Linked DNA regions of Mus musculus: all the other regions are linked to region 1. A link is a loop called in an ENCODE intact Hi-C map of the cell type or tissue named here. Cell type or tissue: gastrocnemius. All regions are shown on one strand.

The links. Hi-C counts contacts between places; a loop is a spot of excess contacts. Peaks named below come from ENCODE experiments on the same cell type or tissue, not always from the same donor. Only the 100,000 strongest peaks of a DNase experiment are listed, where the experiment ranks them.
Region 2: it touches region 1 in a loop (9-fold over the local background); 31 of 42 quality-filtered maps call a loop at or near these places.
Region 3: a loop joins it to region 1, with 4 times the contacts of the local background. A loop is called at or near these places in 16 of 42 quality-filtered maps.
Region 4: it touches region 1 in a loop (4-fold over the local background); 18 of 42 quality-filtered maps call a loop at or near these places.
Region 5: it touches region 1 in a loop (5-fold over the local background); 8 of 42 quality-filtered maps call a loop at or near these places.

What each region holds. Positions count from the first base shown.
Region 1 is chr17:12,808,305-12,813,304 of GRCm38, forward strand. All of the region lies in intron 1 of Airn (antisense Igf2r RNA), which reads left to right. Among named protein-coding and RNA genes, the nearest start is that of Igf2r, 41 kb to the left of the region's middle. In gastrocnemius, a CTCF peak has its summit at 2,368 (motif pointing left); a DNase peak (open chromatin) is centred at 2,351; H3K27ac peaks cover 470 bases.
Region 2 is chr17:12,532,842-12,537,841 of GRCm38, forward strand. No RefSeq gene overlaps it. Among named protein-coding and RNA genes, the nearest start is that of Slc22a3, 28 kb to the left of the region's middle. In gastrocnemius, a CTCF peak has its summit at 2,115 (motif pointing right); a DNase peak (open chromatin) is centred at 2,093.
Region 3 is chr17:12,712,259-12,717,258 of GRCm38, forward strand. It overlaps Igf2r (insulin-like growth factor 2 receptor), which reads right to left. Exons shown (of 48, transcript NM_010515.2): 15 at 4,311-4,458; 16 at 3,615-3,789; 17 at 3,120-3,235; 18 at 2,615-2,783; 19 at 1,703-1,882. Among named protein-coding and RNA genes, the nearest start is that of Airn, 27 kb to the right of the region's middle. In gastrocnemius, CTCF peaks have their summits at 907 and 2,107 (motif pointing right); no DNase peak of the experiment used is centred here; H3K27ac peaks cover 414 bases.
Region 4 is chr17:12,704,562-12,709,561 of GRCm38, forward strand. It overlaps Igf2r (insulin-like growth factor 2 receptor), which reads right to left. Exons shown (of 48, transcript NM_010515.2): 22 at 4,818-5,000; 23 at 1,127-1,291; 24 at 336-479; 25 at 72-247. Among named protein-coding and RNA genes, the nearest start is that of Slc22a1, 31 kb to the left of the region's middle. In gastrocnemius, no CTCF peak of the experiment used is centred here; no DNase peak of the experiment used is centred here.
Region 5 is chr17:12,658,085-12,663,084 of GRCm38, forward strand. Slc22a1 (solute carrier family 22 (organic cation transporter), member 1) reads right to left here. Exons shown (of 11, transcript NM_009202.5): 5 at 4,680-4,794; 6 at 4,453-4,559; 7 at 1,462-1,676. Among named protein-coding and RNA genes, the nearest start is that of Slc22a1, 15 kb to the right of the region's middle. In gastrocnemius, a CTCF peak has its summit at 2,625 (motif pointing left); DNase peaks (open chromatin) are centred at 2,768 and 4,621.

The sequences.
Region 1 (5,000 bases):
GGCTTTCCCTTGCCTTCCTGGCTGCCTTAAAGATGCAGCATCCCCTAGGGCTATTTGAAACAGTTTGTGCTGGATTTTAGCTATCACAAACCTTGCTCAACTCTTATCACAAAGATCAGAAGGGAAGCCCTCCCCAACCCCCCCCTCCCCCCGCGGATGAGTTGAGGAATTACTGTAATTGGTGCCAAAGGGACAAAGCTGGAATTGACCCTTCATTTAGTACAAATGTGATGTGACTGGTACACACACACACACACACACACACCCCTCCAGCTACATAAGGCTCTTGGTAAGCTGTCTAGGATAAACCCTCAATGCACCACCAACACCCTCCCATTCCCAATAGTAGGGCCTACCTAAAGCCTTCTCGTGAGCATGTACTTTCTCTCTCTCTCTCTCTGTCTCTCTGTCTCCCTCCCTCCCTCTCTCTCTCTCTCTTTCTCTCTCTCTCTCTCTCTCTCTCTCTCTCTCTCTCTCTCTCTCTGTTCCTCTCTGTCTCTCTGTCTCTCTATTTCTCTCTCTCTCTCAAGTCAAGGCTAGCCTCAAATTCCTGATCGTCTTACCTCGACCTTCCAAGTGACTTGGGTAGTCTCTGCTTGTCTATGTTCGCAGTGTAGGCTAAGGAAACAGAGCAGAAACATGAATCCATGAGGTGCCACTGGCAACTGGCACTGGCTGCTACTGTAGAGGGAACGCAGCCACCATCATGAAGAAGCCTGGCCTGGGGAGGCCTGGGGGAGATGGTCACAGTCAGGATCATAGGCTCAGCAGCCCATGTGAAGTCCAGAGGCAGCAGGCAGGATTGTCCTCCCAAACATCTCATAGCATCCCACAATAGCAAGACTTAAAATTCATAGAGCAGAAATGCTCAGCACCTTCCCCGTGCTGGGATTCCAGGTTTGCCGCCACTGTTCCACCCTCTGACTCATGAGTCTAGCTACTAGGGGAATTCAGGTAAATAGAATCATATGATGTTTGTCCTTTTACAATCCCCTCATTCCATCCAGGATTGCTTCAGAGGTCATTGCTGGCCAAGCATGGATCAGGACTCTTGTCTCCTCAAAGGCTGACTCTGTATGTATATTAGAAGTTGCGGCTTGCATTCCCTGATACACATATGGACCATGTCTTGCTCATCTGTCCCTCTCTGACAGGCACCTGTTCTAGAAATGAGGATGCTAGCTCACAACGTGGACACATGAGGGTCTCTTTGAGTCTGTTGGTCTGTTAGGGAATGGGACTAGAAAAATGACTGGATCCCATGGTACCCTAGATTTAACTTTTGGGGGACCTTCCAGGATGCTTTTCACGGTGACTCTATTCGTTCCTATTGCTATTGCTAGCTGAGCCCTTGTTGTACCTGGACAAGCAAGGGTGACAGGGAGTTCATCTGGAATGTAAGGCCCTCGGCTCATTGCATTGATAACTGTTAGTGTTGAGACTTTTCCTAATTTAGGGTCCTCCTCTTTCCCTTTACGGTTGTTTTGTAATGAGCCCTGTGTGATGGTCCTCCACATCTCCCCTGTTGTTTATGCCTGTCTGCCAGGCCAAATATGGTTTTAGCCATTTAGAGCCGGCCTACTTTACAAAGCTCACAAACTATGCCAAACATCTCCTAACCCTATGTATATAAGACAAACGCTGTTCTGTAAAAGCTGTATAGTCTGGCTTCTCCAGAGAAATAAATCCAAAAGAATATATAAACATGTGTACATATTATAGACATACAGACATATGTGTGTACTAATATAGTGTATATACACTAATAAAGCACATAGTATGTGTATATAATAGATACAATCATATATACATGCATGCATATTAACTGCATGGCATAGTTATGGAGGCTGAGAATTCCCAAGATGTGCACTTGGCGCACAGGACGCTGGAGACCGGCAGAGCCCTGCAGCAGAAGGCCACTGTCCCAGCTCAAAGAGTCAGGCAGTCCCCAAGTTCTCTCTTTAAGTCTTTCTTATTGGGGCCTGCAGCAGACTGAATGGGGCCTGACTACTTCAGAGATAACATATTGCCCAGCTCAGCCTGCAGACTCGTGATTTCACCCAGCAATCTCCTCAAACGGTACAGATTAATTTTTAGCTAAATGCTTGAGCTGCCTAAGTCAGTCCAGTGGATTTGTCAAGTCAGTCTCCACAGGTTCCCACGTGCCCTGATCCTTTGAAATGCTCTAGTCTAGAGCCTTCCCACGACAAACTTAGTCTCCTATTCTCCTTCTGTGGAGGAGTTGGCTTGTCCTCTCCGGGTAGCCTTCCTGATTACAGTCTCTGGACGTCCTTTGTTAGGAGCAGATCTTTAGCCAGCCCTGCCACAGCACCGCCTTGAAACGTATGCAGCAATAGTGCCCCCTTGTGGTATAACCTCTCCCTGCATCAGCCACGAAAATTTTTTTAATTGGTTATTTACATTTCAAATGTTCTTCCTCTTCCCAGTTTCCCCTCCACAAGCCCCCATTCCATCCCCCTTTCCAACTCAACCACCCAATTCTGCCTCACCGCCCTAGCATCCCCCTACACTGGGTCACCAAACCTCCATAGGACCAAGGGCCTCCCCTCCCATTGATGCCTCTACTACATATGAAGCTGGAGTGTACTCTTTGGTTGGTGGTTTAGTCCCTGAGAGATCTTGGGGGGTGGGGGTGGGGGGCGGGGTCTGGTTTGTTGATATTGTTGTTCTTTCTATGAGGTTGCAATCTCCTTAAGCTCCTTAAAGTCACTTCCCCTAACTCATCCATTGCCCCCACAACCCATGCTCAGTCTTATGGCTGGCTTCGAGCATCCCCATCTGTATTGGTCAGGCACTGGCAAAGCCTCTCAGGGGACAGCTATACCAGGCTCCTGTCACCAAGCACTTCTTCAGCCACCAAATCTTGAACCACCACCCAGGATAGTCCAAAACCAGAAGACTGCTTTTCACCCTTCTTGTTCCAGCCATGTGCTTGGGAAAATGCCTCATATCACCTTGACTTCTGCACCAAGTCCATTCCCAAGCCCCTTGGATTTCTATCCATGTCCAGGGTATTGTGGGTCAACTATGGGTGAAAGGGGGAAGAGTGGAGGTAAAAACAATGTCTGCATTCTTCTGAATGCAAAATTCACTGCACTCCCATTGACAATAACCACATCTTTAAAAAGATTTGGGCTAGGGAGCTAGAAAGGCGACTCAGCAGTTAAGAGCTTGTACTGCTGTCAGAGGGCCACGCTCTGGTCTCGGCATTGAAGCAGGGCAGATCAGAACCACCTATAATTCCAGTTCCAGGTGATCTGACACCCATACCTCAAGCACCCATACACACACAAACACATACACGTGCCCACACATGCACAAACACATACACATGCCCACACATGCACAAACACATAGGATTTTTAAACTCGAAAATAAATATGTTCAAGTTGTGTTTTGTTTTGTTGGGCCTCAGGGCCCTGGCTTGTTGGTGTGCTTAGCACAAAGCATATAAGCCTGCTATAAAAATTAGACTCTTAGCCAATATTGCAGTATTCGTGTTTAGCACAGTGCATGGCATATAGAACATGCTTGATGAAGGTTTGAGCTAATTTAAATAGGTATGGTAAATAATATTAGACTGACTACATCATGTGGAGGATATATTTTTTTCTCCAGCAGGCCCCGTGATTGCAATTACGTGTTATGGAAAACCCTCGATTATATTTATTATTGTTTCCTTTTAAGCAAGACTATAATGCTCTGGTTTCAGCAATGCTTTCAAAGAGAGAGAGAGAGAGAGGCAAAATTGCTTCCCAACTAAATGATTAAGATCTCTAAATTTAAACAGTGACATTCCCCCTCCAGTCACTATTTGGTAAGAAGCCGAATTTGCCTGTTGCCAAAACACAATGTAAATTAATAAAAAGTTTAAAAAAATGTACTTTAAAAATATTTTAAACAATTCTTTTTGATTCCGGAAAAAGAAAAAATGCAACTGCCTTTGTAATCTTTCATTTGTCTTATTATTTTGTAATTAATATGTATATTTGGAAATGCTTTTCCTTCAGAAAAAGATGTTAGAGAGAGGGTTAATGCTCTTCATAAGATGACAGGCAGAACCTGTCAAAGGCTATTTACAGCTTGCACCAGAGAGCTGAAGAATAATTTATTGGCTTATTAAGTTCTGCCTATTCCCCAAAGCCAACAAAACTCCAAACCCTCAAATTCTGAAATGCCAGAGCCCTCTGATTAAATGTCTTGATAGCCGCCGTCTGTCTGAGGCTATCATCTGTGGAGTGTGTTTGCTTTTGCCAAATGCAATCTGCCCCCATACTCTGGGTGGTTGGGATTTACTTGTGGTTCAAAGATATCTAGCATCAAAGGGCCTCCTGGAAGGATGCACCCAAGCAAGCTAGGGCCAACCAGAGATGGACAAAGACTTCTGAGCTGTAGCTCATTCCCAGATGCTATGCACACCACCGGAGTTTGCAAGAAACCTCTCTCTACCCAAGACTTCTACAGAGCCTGGAGATTCATGGGCTCCCCCAAGGATCTGTGAACAGAATTGTATTGCTGTATAATTAGTCTCTGTAATTCCAGGAGTAGGGTTTTTTTTATGGATTTCTAAGGAGTCCACAACCTTCATTATATGAACAAAGGAGTCCTGACAATTTATGATATTCAGTATTTAGAATTCAACCCCAAATTATCAACCATACCAAAAGGAGGGGGGCTACAAACTGTAAATTTTATTTTTATTTGCCTGATGTAATTGTCATCTAGGAGGCTCAGTCTGCTAACCGAGGCCTAGCCCTGAAGCTTCTCCCCTCTATACAGTCTTATCTAACCTCGAATGTTTTTAGCCTGAGACTTACTGCTGAATTTGCTTACCCTTTCTAGTGCTTTTGAACTCTGGCTGGCTGGTCAACTCCACAGTTCTGGTTCAAAACTCCTCTTCATGCTGACTGGTTCAAACTGGCTTCTTTCAGCTTCTGACTGAATTGCTCTGCTTGGCCTCATACTACTTTTGGCAATCT
Region 2 (5,000 bases), 280 kb before region 1:
AGGATAATGGAATATGGCTCTTTCTTCCCTCCCCTTCTCCCTGTCCTCCTCTTTCCTTCTCTCTTTTCCTCTTTCCCTCTGTCTTCTCTCCTTTCTCCCTTCATTTCCTCCCATTCTTTCTTTCCTCTACCCTTCTCTTTCTTTCTGAGTAATAGTCTAAGAGCCACGGAGGGGCTGAGCAGGTGGAAGTCCTCAGGTGAGAGAGGCTGAGTTTGAGCAGAGTTAGAAAGACATCTTTCTAGCATTCTGAATAAGACATCAAGGTGTCTGCACTTATGGGGAACCTGGTAGTGATTGGGATGTGAACAATAACAGAGTGGCCAAGTCGGGCATCAGCCCACAGAGGGAAAGGTCCTGTGCTTCTGAGTCCTGATTCCTCCCTCGGAGTATCCAGGTACTGAAAAGGATACGTGTGTGTGTGTGTGTGTGTGTGTGTGTGTGTGTGTGTGTGTGTGTGTATCTCACCTTGGAGAATGGTAAGGGCTTTTGTTGGGGGGTGGTTGTTGTTATTAGGGTGAAAGTTCATTGGCCGATGCCTCATTTGCATGGAGAGTCATCCAGGTGCTTGCGGGAAGAAAGGAAGTTGAACCTATAGATTCAACAAAGACTAGGTGACATTCCTCAGGTAGAGGATGTGGGGGTCAGGCAGGGAAGAGGAAGGCTTCCTGGGGAAGAGAGTCCTCCATTTTGCCACAGAGCTCAGGGTTGCTATCCAGACATGGTAGACTACAACCTTAATAGTGGGATCTTCTTCCAATAGGGTCCTGCTCATATGAGCTCCTTGGTACAGATGTCAGAGGTCCTGAAAGACAAAGCCTGACCCAGGTCTCAGGCTTGGCTGTAATGGAGCTATGCATCTCCAGTCACGGCACACAATCATCTCCCCTAGCCTGCTGTGTCTCCACTGTCTCAGGTGCCTGCAGTCATCTGTGGTCTAAGAATATTAGATAGAAAATTCCAGAAACAATTTACAAGTTTTGAACTGCATGCTACTCTAAACTGTATGGTGGTGGAATGCCATATATATACATACATATGTGTGTGTATTATAAATTATATATAAATAATATTTCCACCTGCATGTGGCTTTTGTTTTTTTGGACAAATGTTTCGATGCTGTATGTACTGCAGGTCTGCGAGTGATTTTGAAGGTGTCTCCAATGTCAGGTCAACTGTGATGGTATTAAATGATGTTCTTATTGCCCCTATTTTCCTAATAAGGATTCCAGACCACTAGAGCAGTGCTGCCCTAGTGGGGTATGCTAAAGAGAAGCCAGGCATAGAAGTAAAAAGTTCTTCACTTAGAAGGGAAAAAAACATGCCGAGGTTTCTAAGATCTACAGCAAGAACAACCTGTGCATGAAACCAAAGAGAAATCAATGTTGTTTTCTGTCACCACCAACTGTGGAAGTTCTGCCCACTGTGCATAGCAAGTGCTTGGTCAGAACTGGGGAGCATTTCCATACCCAAAGATTCAGGGTGCTTCTGCTAGGTCCTTACTGATGACCAGGGAGTCCCCACCTCCTGCATTGTGTGAATGATAGAGCCCTGAATCTACAGAAGCAATAAGGGTGGGGGGAAGGGGCTTGAAGGCCACAGACCTGGGTGATGCTTTGTACTTGCTCTGACCCCGATTCATCACTGGAAAGCGAGGTTAGCGATGGTGAACTCCCAGCTGCCGCGCGACACTCCACAGCTGTTCTGCCGGGATTGCAGCCCAGTGCTCTGCATTGATCGGCTCCGGAGGGTAGGGCCTGACTCTCTAAGGACCCTGCTCCTTAGAGTGACATTGTGGGAACATCAGCACCAGGGAGACTGATATACTGACTTTCTGAAGACCAGCTCCTCCTTGGGATGCTTGCTACTCTTTTTTTTTTTTTTTGGAGACAGGGTTTCTCTGTATAGCCTGGGAGGCAGAGGCAGGTGGATTTCTGAGTTCGAGGCCAGCCTGGTCTACAAAGTGAGTTCCAGGACAGCTTGCTACTCTTAAAACACTTTCCCAGCTGACCTCTGGACGGCTTTCATAAGCAGATGCCTCCTCCCTGGTCTACAGCCAGCCTTGCCCTCCTTGCTGTCCGTTGGGTTTCCCAGGACTCAGTAGCTACCACAAGGGGGAGACAGTGAGTCAGCCTCTCTAAGAGACCAGGCTCTCTTTAGAAGTGGTTCCTGGTCAAACTTCAAACTTCTTGTTAAATATGCTTCTCTCTTGATGCACACTCTAGATAATGAGGCAGCCTTCGAGTGGCTCACAGCATTGGCCTGGATCAGCTAGCTCTTCAGAGGCATCTTAATCCAGCAATGGCACAGAGATCAGCCTCTCAGAGACATAAAATAGGCCACATGCATTGCAATGTTTCTCTCGTTGACATGGAACCAACCACATGGATCCAACCAGTCCACAAATGAGTGAATAAATAACATATATTGTATGCACACACAGGTCTGATGGAGTATTACTTATTGGGTCTTCAAAAAGGATAAGATCCTGCCAAGTGGGCCGACATGGATGGACCAGGAGAACGTTATAGTAAGTAGACATTTTCGAAAAACTCAAAAAAAAAAAAAAAGGAAGGAAGGAAGGAAGAAAGAAAGAAAGAAAGAAAGAAAGAAAGAAAGAAAGAAAGAAAGAAAGAAATTAAAACACAGCACAATCTCACTTACATGTGGAATCTGAAGCAGCTGAGTCAAGAGTGCCCTGGTTGCCCAGGACCTGAAGCAGGAGCTGTGTGGCGTATTGGTCAAACACTCTAAGGGGTACCAAGCGTTAACCATGTAGGATGAGTGATGCCTATAGCGAACTATGCTGTCATTTGAAACTTGCTGAGTATAGATGGAGCTATTACAGGCTCAGCTTATTGCAGGCAGTGCTGGGTCTGAGCACACAGATGAGCAGAGTAGCTCATTGTCTCGCAAGCGTACACACAGAAGGCGTCACGGATGTGGGGTGGGTACTCCACGTGAGGCATATAGGGAGGATCATGTGCAAACCCTCCCTACTAGGGTGGAAAACTCAGTCTTTTGACATGTGCTGCCCAGACCATCTAGAAAAGCAAATCATGTAGAGGTCCGGACGGTAACTGCAGAACAATTCAGTCTGAGAGACCCACTCAAGAGGCCAACCTTTGATTCCTAAGGCCATGGTCCGATAATATAGGCATCAGATCTCAATTTTGTTTAGGTGTGTGTATGAGGGGTGGGTGCATGTGTGTGTGCAGGGGAACCTGCATGGAGGTCAGAGGTCAACCATAGCGGCCATCCCTGAGGGTCCGTTTGCTTTGCTTCTGAGGCAGGGTCTCCTCACTGGTCTGGAACTCCGAGTAGACTTGGCTGCTCCCCAGCCCTGGGGAACAACTGTGCACCATCGCCATTTCCCCTCTAACTTTCAGAGCTTGAATCAGGCTCCTCATACTCAAACTGTAAGCCTTTTACTATAGGAACCATCTTCCCAGCCCCAGAGAGTGTGTGTGTGTGTGTGTGTGTGTGTGTGTGTGTGTGTGTGTGTGTGTGTGTCTTTGTCTATGTCTGTGTTTTGATTTCAGTTTTGGTGATACTGTGTGTGTGTGCGCAGTTTGTTTGTTTGTTTGTTTGTTTGTTTGTTTGTTTTGAGATAGGATCTTGATATATAGCCCTGTTTGACCTGGAACTTGCTATGTAGTCCAGGCTGACCTTGACCTTGTAGGTGATTCCCCCTGCCTCTTGAGTCTTGAGTACTGGGATTGCAAACTTGTGCCATCACACCCAGCCCTAGGTCTGTTCCCTCGTGGCCCGTGGCATCTCAGAACTCACAAAGCTGTCCAATAGTACCCCGTGTTTACCCGAAGAAAACTCCTAGCAGGTAAAATATTCCAGGTACTGTTTTCAAAATGCCAGTGTCAGAGCAATGGACAGGTACCAAAGTGTGTCTTCCTGCTGGGCTGACCTACTCTCCTCCTCTTCTCAAATGAGAGAGCAAAATAACAACTCTCCTTTCATATGCCGAGCTTGTGTGTGTGTGTGTGAGTATGCGTGTGCGTGTGCGTGTGTGTGTGTGTGTGCGTGTGCGTGTGCGTGTGCGTGTGCGTGTGCGTGTGTGTGTGTGTGTGTGTGTGTGTGTGTGTGTGTATACCATCGAGTATGATGAGGGCTGCTCCTGAGTCCAGGTGGGGGCTATTTGCTGGACCATAGGCAGTTCATCAGTGCCCATCATGACAGTGACAATGACAGTGACAGTCCTCCGTTCTCTCAGGCACCTTTAACTGTCGATAGTCCCTTGGGGAGGAGTGGAGCTTCGTGAGCCCTTCCCCCTTTCCATGACGAAACATTGGCAGGTCCAGCTGTTCACAGTTATCCACAGATGCCAGAAGTCTGTGGCTTCAACATCTGTATGATGAGCAGAAGACACCATTCCAGGGCTATGCTCCTACCCCTCTTCCTTCATATTCCCCGGGCCTCTTGGTGTATAGAAAGCCATGTGTGACATAGATGTTCCTTTTAAAACTAAAGTCCCCACATTACCTTCTTCTCTATACCTTGACCATGTACGAGTTTCTCTCTGTATCAATCACTGTCTACTACAAAAAGAAGTGTCTCTGGGAGGCGCCGAGACCCAAACCAATCTATGCTTAGAGAGGTAAGTGTTTGGAGGTGAGTTTGCTACCAGGCCCACTTGACTACGCAATAACAATGGGTTCTTCCCTAGGGCCCATGACCATGCCAACCACAGGCTCTTGGTCAGATTTACAGTACCAACTTTTACAATCTTTAATAGCTCCTCGTTGCTTCAGGGGTTATTCTGGGAGATGGCTCCATAGTGGGCAAAAATCCAATTACAAGAAAAGCTTGTCATTACTGTAATTAATTCAGGCTAATCTAGATATATCGTCTAGACAGATCTTACCCATGTCCATGAGTTCAGGCGTTTCCTGCAGGTTTGCCTTGTGGAGTCTGCTGTGGCTGCACAGGGTACTCCCCACCAGGGTGCTGTGCTGTGTGTGGTAAGGAGCCAGGGAGAGCAGAGCAGG
Region 3 (5,000 bases), 96 kb before region 1:
GTTCTTATTACCCCTACAGGGCATCATATGCACAGACATTAGTTAGCACATCTGGGCTCAAGCCAGCAGTACATGGAAAAGCTCAGCTTGAATCCAAGCCTGTACAACCAGAGTCTGACAAAGCAGCCAGAAAGTTACTATACATAGTTGTAGACAGCAGCTGGAATAAGGCAAAACTGACTTGTGTGGGACAGGAGAGCTGGCTCAGCAGCTAAGAGCACTGGCTGCCCTTCCAGAGGTCCTGAGCTCAATTCCCAGCAACCACAAGGCAGCTCACAACTGTCTGTAACTAGAGTCTGAACCTTGCACAGACATGCAGGCAGAACACCAATGCACATAAAAATAAATAAATCTTCTAAAAAATGGCTGTGTGTCAGTGACTCAGGTTTCAGTTACACAGATGTGCTAATTTGTGAGGACTGCTGTCTTATGATACATGGGGGTTCAACAAAAAGTCTCCCCACAAAAGCCTCATTCCATTCCACGAGTGCTGTCTCCATCATAGACAGCAGTGGCTCAGTTAGCTAACTGGACAGCACACCAAGACTTTACTGGCATTATTCACCCGGTCTCAGCCCACAGCCCAGAGTTTCTACCTGTATGTCCCACCCACTCTGCTCATCAACCCAAGGACCCTGGCTCCCTAAGGATAAGAAAGACCCAGGCTCTAGCCTGTGGTACACTCTGTGAACCTGGCCTCCTCTCCTCTCCACCAAGAGTCATACCAGGACCCACACTGTACACCAAGCCCATAGGCAAAACCAGCTCAGCCACTGTCAGAAAATACTTGGAAAACTAAGAAGTGTTGTAAAGAATTTTCTGGAACTAAATGCATTTTCTAAATGACAGCAAAAAAGGAAAAGCAAAGAATGGTCGATGGCAGGGCTCCTCACACCTAGGAGGCAGCTGCCAGGCTATGAAATGAGACCAACCTAAGGGGGCAGCACTCTTCCCCAAAGCAGGAAAAGACAAAACAAAATGAACTAACAAACAAACACCCAGCAGCCCAGGATCGTGTAGGTAAGGGAGCATGTCTGCCACCCATGGATAGACACTGTCCTCAGTCATTTCGTAACCTCAGAGAAGGACAAAATGAATTTCATGTCTGCAGGGTGCCTGGACACCAGGTCTCACATCCACTGCACTGAGCTCAGGAGAATCCAGGAGTCTACAAAGAACAGTGGCACAAACGTTTAATCCCTGCTCTGAGTCTGAGGTTTACATAGTGAGTTTCAGGCCAGCCTGAAATCTTGTCCCCCAAAACATACACACACACACACACACACACACACACACACACACACACACATACACGAGGAAGAGGAAAAAGGTGGCAGCAGGAACTAGGTTGGATTGGGGAAATAACAGCTCTAGATATGAGGTAGGTGCCATAGCACTCAAGAGGCAGAGCTACACAAGTTCAAGGCCAGTTTGGTCTACATAGCAAGTTCCAGGCTAGACAGGGCCACACAGTGAGACGCAAATCTCAAACAAAAAATGACCCCCACACAAAGTTCTCAACATGGATTTTGGTGGGACAACACTCATGATAAAGGCAATGTTCTTGGTAACTCGGTAATGCCTAAAATGACCAATTTCGAGCCCTAGAGACTTTGCTGCAACTTAAAACAAAGTATAGAATCGTACACACTGGCCCTGGTGCTTTTCTGAAGTCCTTGCCACTCTCCTGTGCAGCACTTACCATAAATCCTCGACCACAGACAAGATGGATCCTGGTGCTGTAGGTGGTGAGCTGGCCATCACTGGTGGTGCAAGCAGAGCCGTTCACATACTCTAAGAGGAGGCTGCCACTCTCCTCCACCACAGGGCCTATCTTTGCAACTCCCAAGTTACTGATGGATACAGTCTCTGCCAAGGAGCCCTGCAACAGAGTGTGGATTTGGCTTCCTTCCTCAGGAAGTCAACTTGCTACTTACAGTAGTTATTGCCAATGAAGCCACAGCTAAGAACTGTGTAAGCAGGCAAACAAAATGCAGAAGCCTTGAGTGGGGGGGAAGCCCTGAGTGGGGGCTGGCTGAACCCCGAAGCTGCTGTTGTGATAGAGAACACACACTCATACACATACAGCCTCAAATGCCTCTGAGGCACCAGAGGGCACCACTAGCATATGCAACAAAAGCAATTGCTCACGTTGTTTTTGCAGAAGTCAACTTCTGGGGTCTGTGTGCAACTTCCAAAGCCCACCACATATAAGGACCACAGGAAAGATGTGAACGCTCTGCCAGTAGATGATAAAGCACTCAGCGCCCAGAGTGGCATTACCACGTGCATCTGGGTCACTTGGAGCAACACTCTCACATGCGACTGACTCCAGGGCACCGGAGGCTCTGAGCTATGGATGTCTGCAGAATCCCGCAGGCACCTGAATTCAGGCCAGCATAACCACTAAGAGCTTTCCCTGCAAAGTACTGGATCAACCATGGCCAGTGCCCGTCTGAACAGATTCAAGTGATGTGTTTCTGTGAAGGAGGCACATCCTCAGAGACTGCACCTGGGCAGGCAGCAGGCCTGTTCTGATCAAGAATTCCAGATCACTATGCCTTCACACACCAGGCCTCAGAGTCGAGAGAAAACATGAGAAAGACACACATACCTCATGATTTTCATATTTCATCTGGCAAGCAGATGCATATCGATCGCAGCCTGGCACAGGATTCAGAGGCCGACACACATTGAGGTAGTATTTCCTCCGTGTAACATGTTCCCGGGAGTTTTCCATAGCATACCAGTTTCCTCCAGAGCCACCTTCAGACTTCACTAGACTAGTTTTCACACAAAAGTATGCTTTTACAAAGGTGAACTAGCTAAAGTCAGCAGTTCATGTTTAGTCACTAGAGAAATGAAGACACTATCAATGGATAATGAATCAAACTATGTGGTGAATGACTCACAGGACATGTCATAACATTTGGACAGTCTGAAGCTCCACATGCAGAGGGCCCTGCCAACACCTTCACCTTACACTGAGTTAGTATTTTAAACAATGAGTGTTTGCTATGACAAAGATCAATTGATACCACAGACTGGTGAGATCAGACCACACCCTGCACCCTGGGGCCACCACAAACCTACTGCCATCGGCTAAAACAAGTGCTCACCTGGAGAGGTCATACTGTTCCATCATGGAGGGGTCTGTCACCATGCACTCCAGGGGTTCTTCTGGGCAGGCATAACTGGTGTACCACCGGAAGTTGTAGGTAGAGTTGTCCTCTTCCTAATCCCAAGACAAGAAGGAGACAGGAAAGGATAGCACAAACAACCTACATCTGTAACATCCCCAAAGACCCACAGCAAAACTGGCCTTAGCTTAACAACAGCACTAGGATGGAGCCTGGCCTGGGGGAAGGGAAATCGCTTCTGCATGTTTTCTAATACAACCAACAGAGCTGTGGACTAGCATTAAGATAAATGGGCCTCTGAATAAACAGCTTAACCAGTAACTACATACTGCCTAGGTACCCTGAAAACTGCAAAAAGGAATGGTTATGTGATAGTTTGGCAAGAAAACCAGACTAATAATAGCTCTGTTCCTACAGAAAGGGTGGGCAACTGGCTCAGGTATGGCCAGGAAAATTTCCCAAGATAATTCCCACCTGATATTCTGGGAAGCCCACTCCAGCGTCACGGTCACAGAGGAAGGTAATCAGTGTGGCTCTCGGTGTGTGCTTTTCATTGTTATAGGGAGTGCCGTTCCTGTAGCTCAGCTGGATCATTCCGTCGTAGTAGGTGAGCTTAGTACTACTCAGCCCCAAGTTCCAAGACTTACCACTAAAATGAACACAGAAATGTCACTCTGGGAGTGAGTGCCATGGGGCAGGAGTTCTGTTCTCTAAGGCTACACAAATAGGGGCAAAAGCAAGGCCAGACCAAGACACTGCAGTCCCTGGGAATCTCATATGTGGCTCTTTTGGCTGTGGAAAGAGAAAAGTCACACACACACACACACACACACACACACACACACAACTTTCTCTCAGTACTCCTGGCCTGTAGTGCAGCTCAATTCATTACAACTAAACCTATTCTATACAGTAAGGAGAACTACATACATAAGTATGCAACAACAGTAAAGCTCAAGTTCCCAGGTGAGCATCAATAAGCCCAGGCCTCTCTCAGCCTAAGGATAAGGCTTGGCCCCTTCTCTGGGGTCCTGCGATTCTTCTGACCAGGTCTTCTCAGTAGTTAGATGCCTGTCAAGCAATGGTGTCCAAGAGAAACCTAACTACCTCTGTACGAAACATTTGCTAGCCCACAATCCCAAAGAGCAAACCCAGAATCAGGTTACTTGCCTTTTCGCTACCTGGCAGGCCCCCGAGTTTGACTGACAAGGATCCATGGATACAGGGCCACAAACATTTATGTAGAAGTCATACTTCTCTGTCTCAACTTTATATGCACCATTCTTCTTCGTGAGGAGTGACAAATCAAAGGAAAACCCTGAGTAACATAAACACAACACAGGTATGTCAGGCCAGTCATGGCACAGGGGACAGCGGACCACGCAAGCTTCTCAGACAGAAACTACTGCCAGAGCAAAACAGCGCTGAAGGAGAAAGGTCACTTTGCCTTTAAGCTACCATTCCTGCAGTGACTATCTCCTACCTGGACACAGGTCCTCGCCGTTGCCCTTTTCCACTGTGTGAGCCCTACAACCCTGTTCAAACCTGTAGCTCCAGGTCTCACAAATGTGGCATAGCCAAGCAACCACACTATGATGGCCTTCTTGTAAACTCCACTATGGAGGGGGTCTGTCCGAGGCCGCATCTAAAAGCCTTTTGAATGACTGTAGGGGGGGAATCCTCCTGTGCTGGAACCAGTAAATCCAGCAGAGCCACAAATTCAAGATGGGCACTGCCGCCGCAGCTCAAGCACACAGCAAGAAGACGCTTGGGGCTCTGTCCAGTGGCATGAACAAAGTTCTGCATCAGGTTACTCCTAACAGCCATGCTAAGTCATGCACACCAGACAACAGAGGCACT
Region 4 (5,000 bases), 100 kb before region 1:
TCCAAGATTAAGGGGAAATGGGAATAGAGGTAACCACCAAGCAAGCGTTTCCTGCTGAGGTGCACACTCACCGACGTCTGGGCACACTCGAACACGATCCTGGTGGAGAAGCGCTGGTCCCCACATCTGTCCCCATTCACGTACAGGATGCTGAGAGACCCATTTCCAGTAGCTTGAGGACTGATCTGCACCACACCCAAGTTAAAACTGTTGTCTTCTGACACCATGCAGGACCCCAATGCAATGCCTGAACAGACAAGAATGGCGAATGAGGAAAGGCTGCTTTGGGTTCCAGTCAGACCCCGGGGAAGTAGTGGAACAGGACTCCAGCGCACCGTGGCAGCCAGGGATATAAGGCAGAGGGTTGCAGACACTCAGGTAGAAGTGCCTCCTCTTCCCGTATGCAGACGTGTCCACGGCAGTCCATGGCTTCCTGACCATGCTCAGGGCGCTCAAGTCATACTCGTTCCCAGCTGGGTCTGGGGTGGAAGGAAACACAAAAGGAGGCACGCTTTCCTGTTTGTTCTGGGACCACTTTCCCCACCGTGTGAAGACACAAGGAAACCCACAGGAAACCTGGACTGCAGAACCATACTCCTGCCCTGCTGTCCAAACTGTCCCTCTGTAAAAACCACAGCAGCACAGCACACACGCTAAGCAGTCAGAGCACACAGCCACCTCAGGGCACAACTGAGCAGCTCTTAGGTCTTATGTCTTTTTCCTTCCTCATATGAACTTTGGACATACATCTGTATTTGATTTTTTTTAACTTGAGTTTTCTTCAAGATTGCTATGCAGCATCTGACCCGCAAACCACAATTTAAACCGTTGCTGTAAGTGGGAAGGGGTCTCTTCAAGAGAAGCACTTGTATCACTAAGCATCATTTAATAATCACTAAGCATCATTTAACAGGCAACAATCGCTATAAATCCTACGGAGCAAAGCATATGTGCCACGTCTACAAACGGCTAGCTCACATTCAAGCACGTAGAGACTCAGAGGCAAAGAAATATAGACAGACAGACCACCCACCCACCCACCCACCCACCCACACACACACACACACACACACACACACACACTACCCCCTCACTGAAACCCAGCCTACCAACTCCTAGGCCTCACCAGTCACTTGACAATCCACTAGAGAAGGAGTACAAGCCAATGCAGTTTCAAACTCAAAGTAAGTGTTCCGGATCCCTCGTGTGGAGTCAATGTCCTGATGCAGGAATTTGGGGGCTCCTGGGTAAATGTCATCGTTGCAAATAAAACGGATGATGAATGCTGTGCCTGTGGGACAAGAAAGCCACCAGTCAGGAGGGTCTCACACTTAGGACAGCAAGGGCAGCAAGAGGCCTCATAGCCATCCTGGGGTAATCACAAAGGGGAGCCAGTGCAAGGACTGTCCCAGCACCATTGACTGGTGTGGCATGACAAGCTTAGGCCAGGGATCAGATCTTACCTCTCTTCCTATCAGAATGAATTCACATCTCGCACAAGTTTATCATTCCATCAGATAAAGCAAATTTGTTTTCTGACTTTTTTGTTTCCACAAACTCTACACACCTACTCCTCCCCCACAACCACTTTACAGGGTTAATGAGGTAAGAACAAATTAAGGAGGCATGTAAGTGGACTGGACCCTCGGCGCTACCCAAGCCTGGAGCCTCACCAGTCATTAAATGTTCCCCAATGTTAATAGAGCTGGGTGGGAAATGCTTTCAAAACTCAAGCCTCAAAAGAACATGATAGAAAAATGATTAAGCATTCCTAGTTTAAACGAGTGGTCAGCAAGTGCAGAGCAAAGTAGCTACAAAAGGAAGCACCCTGCTTTGTATACTGAGACGGAGAGGTTTCATACACAGTAGCAGCTTGCCGAGACTGCCCACCGTGGTCCCTCCGCACGTGCTAACTGAGCTTCCCTCCCAGAGAACCATCCTAGGCTGAGCACGGAACCCCTTCTACCCAAGGAAAGGGTTCCAAGAGTGCCACTCAGGAGGCCCTGAAGCAGTGCTCACTGGGAAATCATGTGCTCACACAGCCCTTCAAAACACCCACGTGGAGGACACTGAAGGCTGGCCTGACCACCCTCAAGGCAGCAAACATATTCACGAACTGCACTCTGACTATGTCTTTAGCCAACCACAATGGTCCCTCCCAACTGGAGTCGCTGGCTCACTCGCGCCTGGAAATGGCGTGTTAGAGATATTTGTCACCAAGGAGCCTCACCTCCTTCTGCGCTGGAACCCCTTCCTATGTTTACATTTGCAGAAGCTTACTCAAAACATTTTCAATTCACTTTTATCTTTAATTTCTAACTGCCACACACTGTAACTAGATATTCATGGGACTTGTGATCACATTTCAGCCAAAGCATCCAGCAGGCGGTCACCGCAGCCTCAAGCCGAGCTCAGCACTCCTCTCTACTAGCTACTCAGAACCACAATCAGTGTGGTCAACTTAACTCCTGGGCTGGTTAGAGCATTACTCTTCCTACCCCGCACACCGCTAACCCTGCTATTCAAACCCACCCCTCCCCACCCCAGACTCTCAACAGCTCTACTCTACTGTCTGCTCCGAGATCAAGTACTTACCATAGCTTTCAACTGCCAACAACAGGAGGATCTGTGTCTGACTTACTTCACTAAACACGGCTTCTAGACATGCAAATTGCTTCTAATAAGAGGTTTTCACTCATTTTTAGTAATTGACCACTGTGTGCCCATTTTCTCTATGTATCCACCCATCATTCAAGGAAAACTTGGTCAATTTTATACATGGGCTGCTGTGAACAAGGCTGCAATTAATACACGTACAGTATCTGATGTGCTGAGCTCAATACCTCTGGGCATATATACCACACTGGGGCTGCTATAGAACTTAAACAATGTTTCTACATAACTGGTTTTCTTGATTTTGGACTTGAGTTCTTCTTTTTTACTATTTGTGTGTATCTGTGAGTGTGCCTGCCATGGTGCACATGCGGAGGGCAGAGGACAACTTGATGGCTGGCATCTGGCAGTCAACCGCCTTTACTGAGTCAAACATCTCATTGGCACAAGGTACTTATTAAAACAAGGCCCTGCATGTATTCCAGGCTGGCCTCAGACATGAACTCTGCCTCTCCACCTCACAAGCACTGGGCATTGTAACCATGCTCCATTTGTAGCTGCTTCCTTGACAGCTGCCGTACCCGGCCTTCTCCCTGCATAACCTGCTTTTCTATCAGGAGCAGCAGTCCTGGCTGATGAGAGAATCCATCCCTTATCCCTTATTTTTGGACTTGCATTACCCCCATGTGAAATGAATGAATGAATGAATGAATGAATGAATAAATAAATAAATAAATAAATAAGACAGACAGACAGACACATACACACACATTTTAGCATTTAATGTATTATTATTCTGACCCTTGCCCATTTTCACTCTGACTGATGTTTTTGTGCTGAGTTATTTCTATATTCAGAAGTAACTGTAAGTAGTGTTCCCTACCATCCCATTGATTCTCCTCGCTTGACTGTGTCTTTGTTGCATAAAATTTGTATAAGTCTGATGTAATAAATTCAAAGAATTTTCCTTTGTTGCCTATATTTTAGGATTTCCTCAAATTCACATCTGAGATCTGTAACTGAGTAGTATTAACTCTTGACATTCTGTCTTGTTTTTGAATTTAGAGCAAATTATTTCAGTTTTCCCTGTTTCATATGGTGTGGTCATGACCTACCTGTATTTCTATTTTGGGGGATTTTATTATGAAGATATGATATGAAGGTATGACTCTGTCTGGCTGTTGGCATACAGTTGTTTACATCAGTCCTTAATGATCATTTGTATTCTACGGAATACAGTTATGATAGTGTTATAATTCCAGTATCTGCTAACTGGAGAAGTGAAGTAGAAAAAGTAAGACTGCAGTGTCGGTGCAAACCATGTAGCATGGAAGACTCCACCCCCTCCTGTGCCCCTCAGACAGCTTGAGCATGGTGTGCAACCCATCGCACAAACCACCAACACCCCAGTGTTCAATGGGACTGACTGGGGTCAGAGGGTCACTTTGCTGCCTATCAACAGTGTGGACTGTGAAGTAACCTCACCCTGGGATCCATTTCCTTATCTGTAAAACAGAATAAACAGGTGGCAGAACCTAGAACAGAATCCAAACCCCCTGGATCTCACTCTGAAGCTGCCCCTCATGAAGCACAGGCTCTGTCCTAGGTATAAGACTTTCTGCCTTCCAGTGCTGCACCTGTACAGTGCAGCATTAACTGAGCACAGGAGAAGTATAAGCCAGGTGTGGTTGCCCAAGCCTTTGATCCCAGCAAGGCAGAGGCAGGAAGACCTCTGAGTTTGATGACAGACTGGTCTACATAACCAGCCTAGAAAGCCAGGACCACACAGTAAGAGCCTATCTCAAAGGGACAAAAGAAAAAGAGAAGACTCACAGAGCTGGCGTGGGAATTCACCAGACAACACACATATAGCACCCGTGGTACACGTCACCTGCAGGGGCTATCCACTGTCACAGCTGCTGACACGATGAAGGGCTCAGAATTGGCCTTTCACTTACTAACAAAATAAGTATTAACAAGCTTAACATACCCAAACTGTTACATAAGAAACCATATCACCAATTTTTTAAAAAGAAAAAAACAGGAGGAAAAGAATAAACTTATAAATAAATAATAAATAAATAAACTCATCCCCTCCTTAGCACCTAGAGAAGGACAATCAACACCCACCTCTGAAGAGCTAGAGGTGCAAGTAAAAAGAAGGGGCGGGAGATATGCATATGTCCAAGTGACCCTCAGCTCACCTCTGTCAGAGGGAGAAGAGCCCTTGTAGGTCAGAGTGAGGAATCCCTCGGCAGACAACTGGAGGCTCCTCTCCATCCCGACCGGCCTTTGTGGCCTTAGGTCCTTAATATCTTCTATCTGAGTTTCGGCCTCGCAGCCATAGGCTGGCTTCCCCGCAACCGTTCCACAGGCAGGCATTGCAC
Region 5 (5,000 bases), 150 kb before region 1:
TAGGAGGTTTAGCAAGGTCTCCCGATCCTGATGGAATCAATGCTCACCCTTCTCTGTGAGTCAGCCCATAGCAGGCACTTACTCTACTCTTTCTGATGAGGCGCCAGAACCCACCAGTGCCTGAAATGCCCTAAGATGCTTTATAGAAGCCAAAAAAGGACCACCGCAGCAAGAGGGCCTAGGAGAGAGCCAGTGGAGATGCTAAGGCCAAGAGGGTCCTAGGATCAGCAATGCCCTAGCTCTGACCATCAAAAATAAAGAAATTTTTAAAAAGGCCTCCAACCTCTATACTCCCCTTCCCAGCCTCAATGCAATGCAGTTTAAAAATCTTAATTGGGATTCTAGGAATAAGAAGATGAGGGAGAAGGGGGGAGTCTTACTTCAGAGACACTACAGAGACTTCCTTTTACACACACACACACACACACACACACACACACACACACACAACTTTCATGTCCTGACCAGGATGACTCTTGAGAAAATCCAAGATGTGCAGATCTTTCCCATAACTCCCTGCATGAGAGACTGCCAAAGCGACTCATTAGGCTTACAGTGCAGGCGCAATAAAAGGGTGTGGGGAGGAGGGATAGCCCCTCTGCCTTCATAGGAATCTATAGTTTCCACCACAAAAGGCAATGTATGTGTTCAAATTAAAGCCACCTCAAGTAACTTTGCCTGGACCCTCTACGCAGTGTGTTTGTCTTGGGTTGTAAGAATTATGAGGCAGTGCTCACACCCACCACCTGACTGCCATTGAAGACTTGCAGGACGAAGAGCTACAGAGGGCATGGGGCAACTGGAACACTCCCATGTCGCTGTAGGAAGCAGAAAGTAGCCTGGCCCATCTTTGGAAAGCTGTCCGGCGTCCACTGAAGCTAAACTTGGATGTCCCCGTGGATTCTGCTGGTGTGCTCACAGACGTGACCCCAAGAGAACAAAGGACTCATGTCCACCAAGAAGGACTCTGTGGCATAGCTCCCAGTGGACAAACACTACAGGCAATGATCACTGGGGGGATCCCACAGTGTGATGTTCATATAAAGAGTAAGACAATATTAAGAAAAACAGTAGTCTACACAGTCGTGTGACAGCATAGAAACGCCTCACGGGTATAGTGGATACAGGGGAATGGGGTGGGGGTCGGGGGAGGGTACATGCAAGGCGGCTCCATTTATCTTTCTAGGCTAATCTGTGGCAAGAGGTCAGGAAAGGTGGTTGGCAGAGCAATGGAATTGATCATGAAGTCTGCAGCCCAGGTATCTGTATGCTTAACAAATTGAGTCATTCATTCACTTAGAACACGGTCGTTATATGTTTACTATACCTCAATCTAAAACTGCTTCAAGTCTAGCCAAGGAAACGCCCTGCCTTTATTCTTGTTCCAGATGCTTATCAGAGGGTTACGACACTGTCCCCACAATTTGGTCACCTGGGAAGCGATGAAACCAGACAACTTACCATGTGGGATAAAGATCATGAGGAGGCAGGCTGCCCCCGCCACCAGATTTGATGCCGCTATTGGGTAGATGCGGCCAATGCGGTCAATGGTGACAAGGATGATAAAGGCCGCAGGGAATTCCACTAGAGAAGAATAAAAGAAGTCCAGGTAGAGGTTGGCCCCTGTGGCTCCCACATGCATGATGAGGCCCTGGTACAGCACAGCACAAGAGAACCTGCAAAGAGGAGATGACAAGTCACAAGCCAGCTCCAAGGAATCCAGTTAGCTGAACAGGACAGGTCACATGGTACAAGACACCCTGGGGTGACATGAAGAGTACCCTACTGGGATCCTTGATAGGAGATTGTGTCCCCACAGTGTGTCTCACAGGCATCTCCAATACACCTACTTTTAAAACTCCCCTCCCCCTACTCCTGGGATCTCTGAAACAAGAAGACAGGGAGAGATTGCAACTGGATATTCATTCCTATTGCTTCAAGTTCAGGTATCTGGGACTTCCCCGAGCCCCACACAGAGTCATCTCTTACACTCATTCAGGCCACGGCATAGAGAGCAGGCGTAGGCAACAAGCTAGCGCACAAGACCTGGCTTCAGGTTACTTTGTATACTTTGTGTATCTTCTCCTCTGTGGGTGGGATAGTGATGGCCTGTAGGATAGTGCTCTGTTGTGAATATTTACTGAGATAGCAGGCAAATGAGCCTAGTGGAGCTCCTGTCACACAGCAAAGGTATTACCATGGCCATCAGTGCCACCCTTCCCAAGTCAAAGATCCCCAGCTAGCTAGGTCTCTAGCTCCACAGAGCTGATTTGTCAGGCACCGTTCATGTTCTCTCTTCTCCCACCACACTGACCCCATCCATATTCCAGAAAAGCCTGGCAACATCATGTTGCCAAGTCAATGAAGACATTAAATCAGCTGTTCAAGTCCCAACTTAAAGGGACCTGCGTGTCATTAATGGGTAATGATACTACTTTGGAAACTGCCACCATTGCATAAAACTTGGCCTAGCATGGTAAGATTTTAATCCATAAGAAACTAGCATCCCAGCATGAAGAATGGCTTTCAGTCCCACACCACCAGTTAAGAAAAAACAAAAAAACAAACAACAACAACAAAAACTGTATAACTGGTCAAGCAGTCAGTGAATAAGTGCTGCCATCTTTTGGCAAAATCTGGAATTGCATCTATATTAAACTACCCCTGCCGCTGATGTCCACCACAGCTTTACACAGATTGTCTCACTTGCTTCCAGACTCCTGTGAGCTAGGCATGCTGCTTCTCACACTACCCATGAGTTCCCTGTGACACAGACTGGTACAGGTACTCCCATCTGGTCACATGACCAAGATGTCGAAGCAGCCCCCCACCCCCACCCCGGGTTGCGGTAATGAAGAAGCAGGTATGGGCTAGGGAGACGGCTCCATTGGCAAAGTGCTTTCTGTACAAGCGCAGGGCCTCGGCACTATTGTGAAAAGCCAGTGCGATGGGGTGCACTCTGCAACCTTAGAGCTGGGGCGGCACAAACAGGAAGATCCAGGAGGCTTAGCTGGCCAGGCAGTCTAGATGAGGTGTCAAGCTCCAGGGTCGGTGAGAGACTTTGCCTCAAAAATAAAGGTGAAGAGTGATAGAAGATATCTAATATTGACTCTGGGCCTCCATGGACACAGGCAGACAGACGCACGACGCACACACTAAGCAGGTAGAGAGGGTGGAAGAGAGATGGTGGGAGTTGTCCTGGGTCTGAGCCATAGGAGGCCAAGTAGGTCACAAGAAAGAATACAGCTGCCTTCCCGATGGGTTCAGAAGCCAGTGGAAAGCACAGGAAAGTCTGAGAAAGCGCGACCGCCTCGCCCTTCGCAGCCCCAAGGAGGTGGGGTGGACGCAGGCTGCTGTGGAACATGAGGTGACCCTTTTCAGTGCTCCCCACAGGATGGAAAGTACGCCCGAGAAACCGCGTGGATCCTCACGCACTTTCAAGGCCAAGTTTATATGGAGCTCACTGAGGGGCCATGTGATGGGAGCTAGGAATTGGAGACACCTTCTTGGGGGGAGTGTGTCTACGATGCAGATGAAAAACCTGGGCAGGACAGCAGAGCAATCCACTGTTCCCATCTGCAGTGGGTCACAGGTGCTACGTGGAGGAGACACACTCCTGAGTCAAACACAGAGTAGTCACGTGGACAGCTGTAACACCCATGGCTGAGCACAGAACCTCAATGAAGGAGGTGAAGGAAACCAAAGAGTGGGGAGGCCAGTGTCTAAAAAGATCAGAGGAATCCATGGAACCATGATTATTCATTAAGTAAACATTTACCACAGACCTACTATGTGCCAGGTAATACCCTACTAGCTTGCCTCTGTGTTCCACTAAACAAAGGAAAGCAAACAGGGTTCAGGGCAGTTCCTGTGTAAGAGAGGAGGCCCAGAGCCCAGCAGCTTGGTCTTAGCTACTAAGCAAATAGCATAAGACTCAGTTTGTTTTGCAAAGATAGCCATGTATTGAGAACTATCTGATGTCCAGGTAGAATTCTAGAATTCTTCCTCATGAAAGCAGGTAGGGGCCCACAAACTGCCCTTGGCAGGCATAGGGGAAAAGCGCATCTGCATGCTACCAGCTACCAGGTCCTTACCCATGAACTAAGGATGCATGAGAACCAGAGTGGGTCACAAGGTTTTCAGGTGTGAGGAAGGGTGTGTAAAGGCACTAAGCTACTGGAACCTTCTCCCCCTACCCCAGCCCAGAAGATAAGACACTTAACCTGGGCTAGCCTCAGATGCTTAGACTGAGGTAGCCTCAGACACTCTTTGTGCTTCTTCACCTTTTTTCAGTATTAAATCTCTCACCTGTTCTTAAAAACAAGGGAGCAGAAAGGCCTTCTGAAGACTCAGGCGTCAGGACTGTGCTGAGCTCCTCTCAGTGCAAGAGCTCATTGGTACCCAGCATTTGGACAGCAGCAGCCCCAAAGGATGTGCAAGGAGGATGCTCACCATAGATACATCAGGATGAGGGTGTGCTTCCTCAGGCTGGGGGTGCGGAACAGGTCTGCAAACGAAGGACTCCGCCTCTCTGAGGCATCTTCCTCAAGGCACATCATCTGGGAGAGACTCGGGCATCACCACACTTGGTCTGTGTGCACATGACAGTCCTCCAAGGAGAGACCCCATGTAGATCATGCCCCAACCCCACAGAGAGGAGAACCCCTGAACTTCAGTACCTTCAGGTCAGCAGGGGGCACCTTCCTGTTCTTCTGTGCAATTTGCTCCATTATCCTTACCGCTTGAGTGGTTCTCTTCTGAGACAACAGCCACCGGGGGGATTCTGGGACAAACCTGCAGACAAGCTCATAACTTCAGGGCCTTTTCCTAAGAATTTGCCCCACCTAACCCTTAGCAAGAGTGATCCGTTCGATGCATGGCTTAGAGCAGCCCAAAATCCTCAAGGAGGACTGTGATTCCCCTGGATGCTTGTTAATAAAGTGCTGGGATTATAGGCATACATCACTGCGTCCACTCTGAGCCTTTCTCACACAGGACTG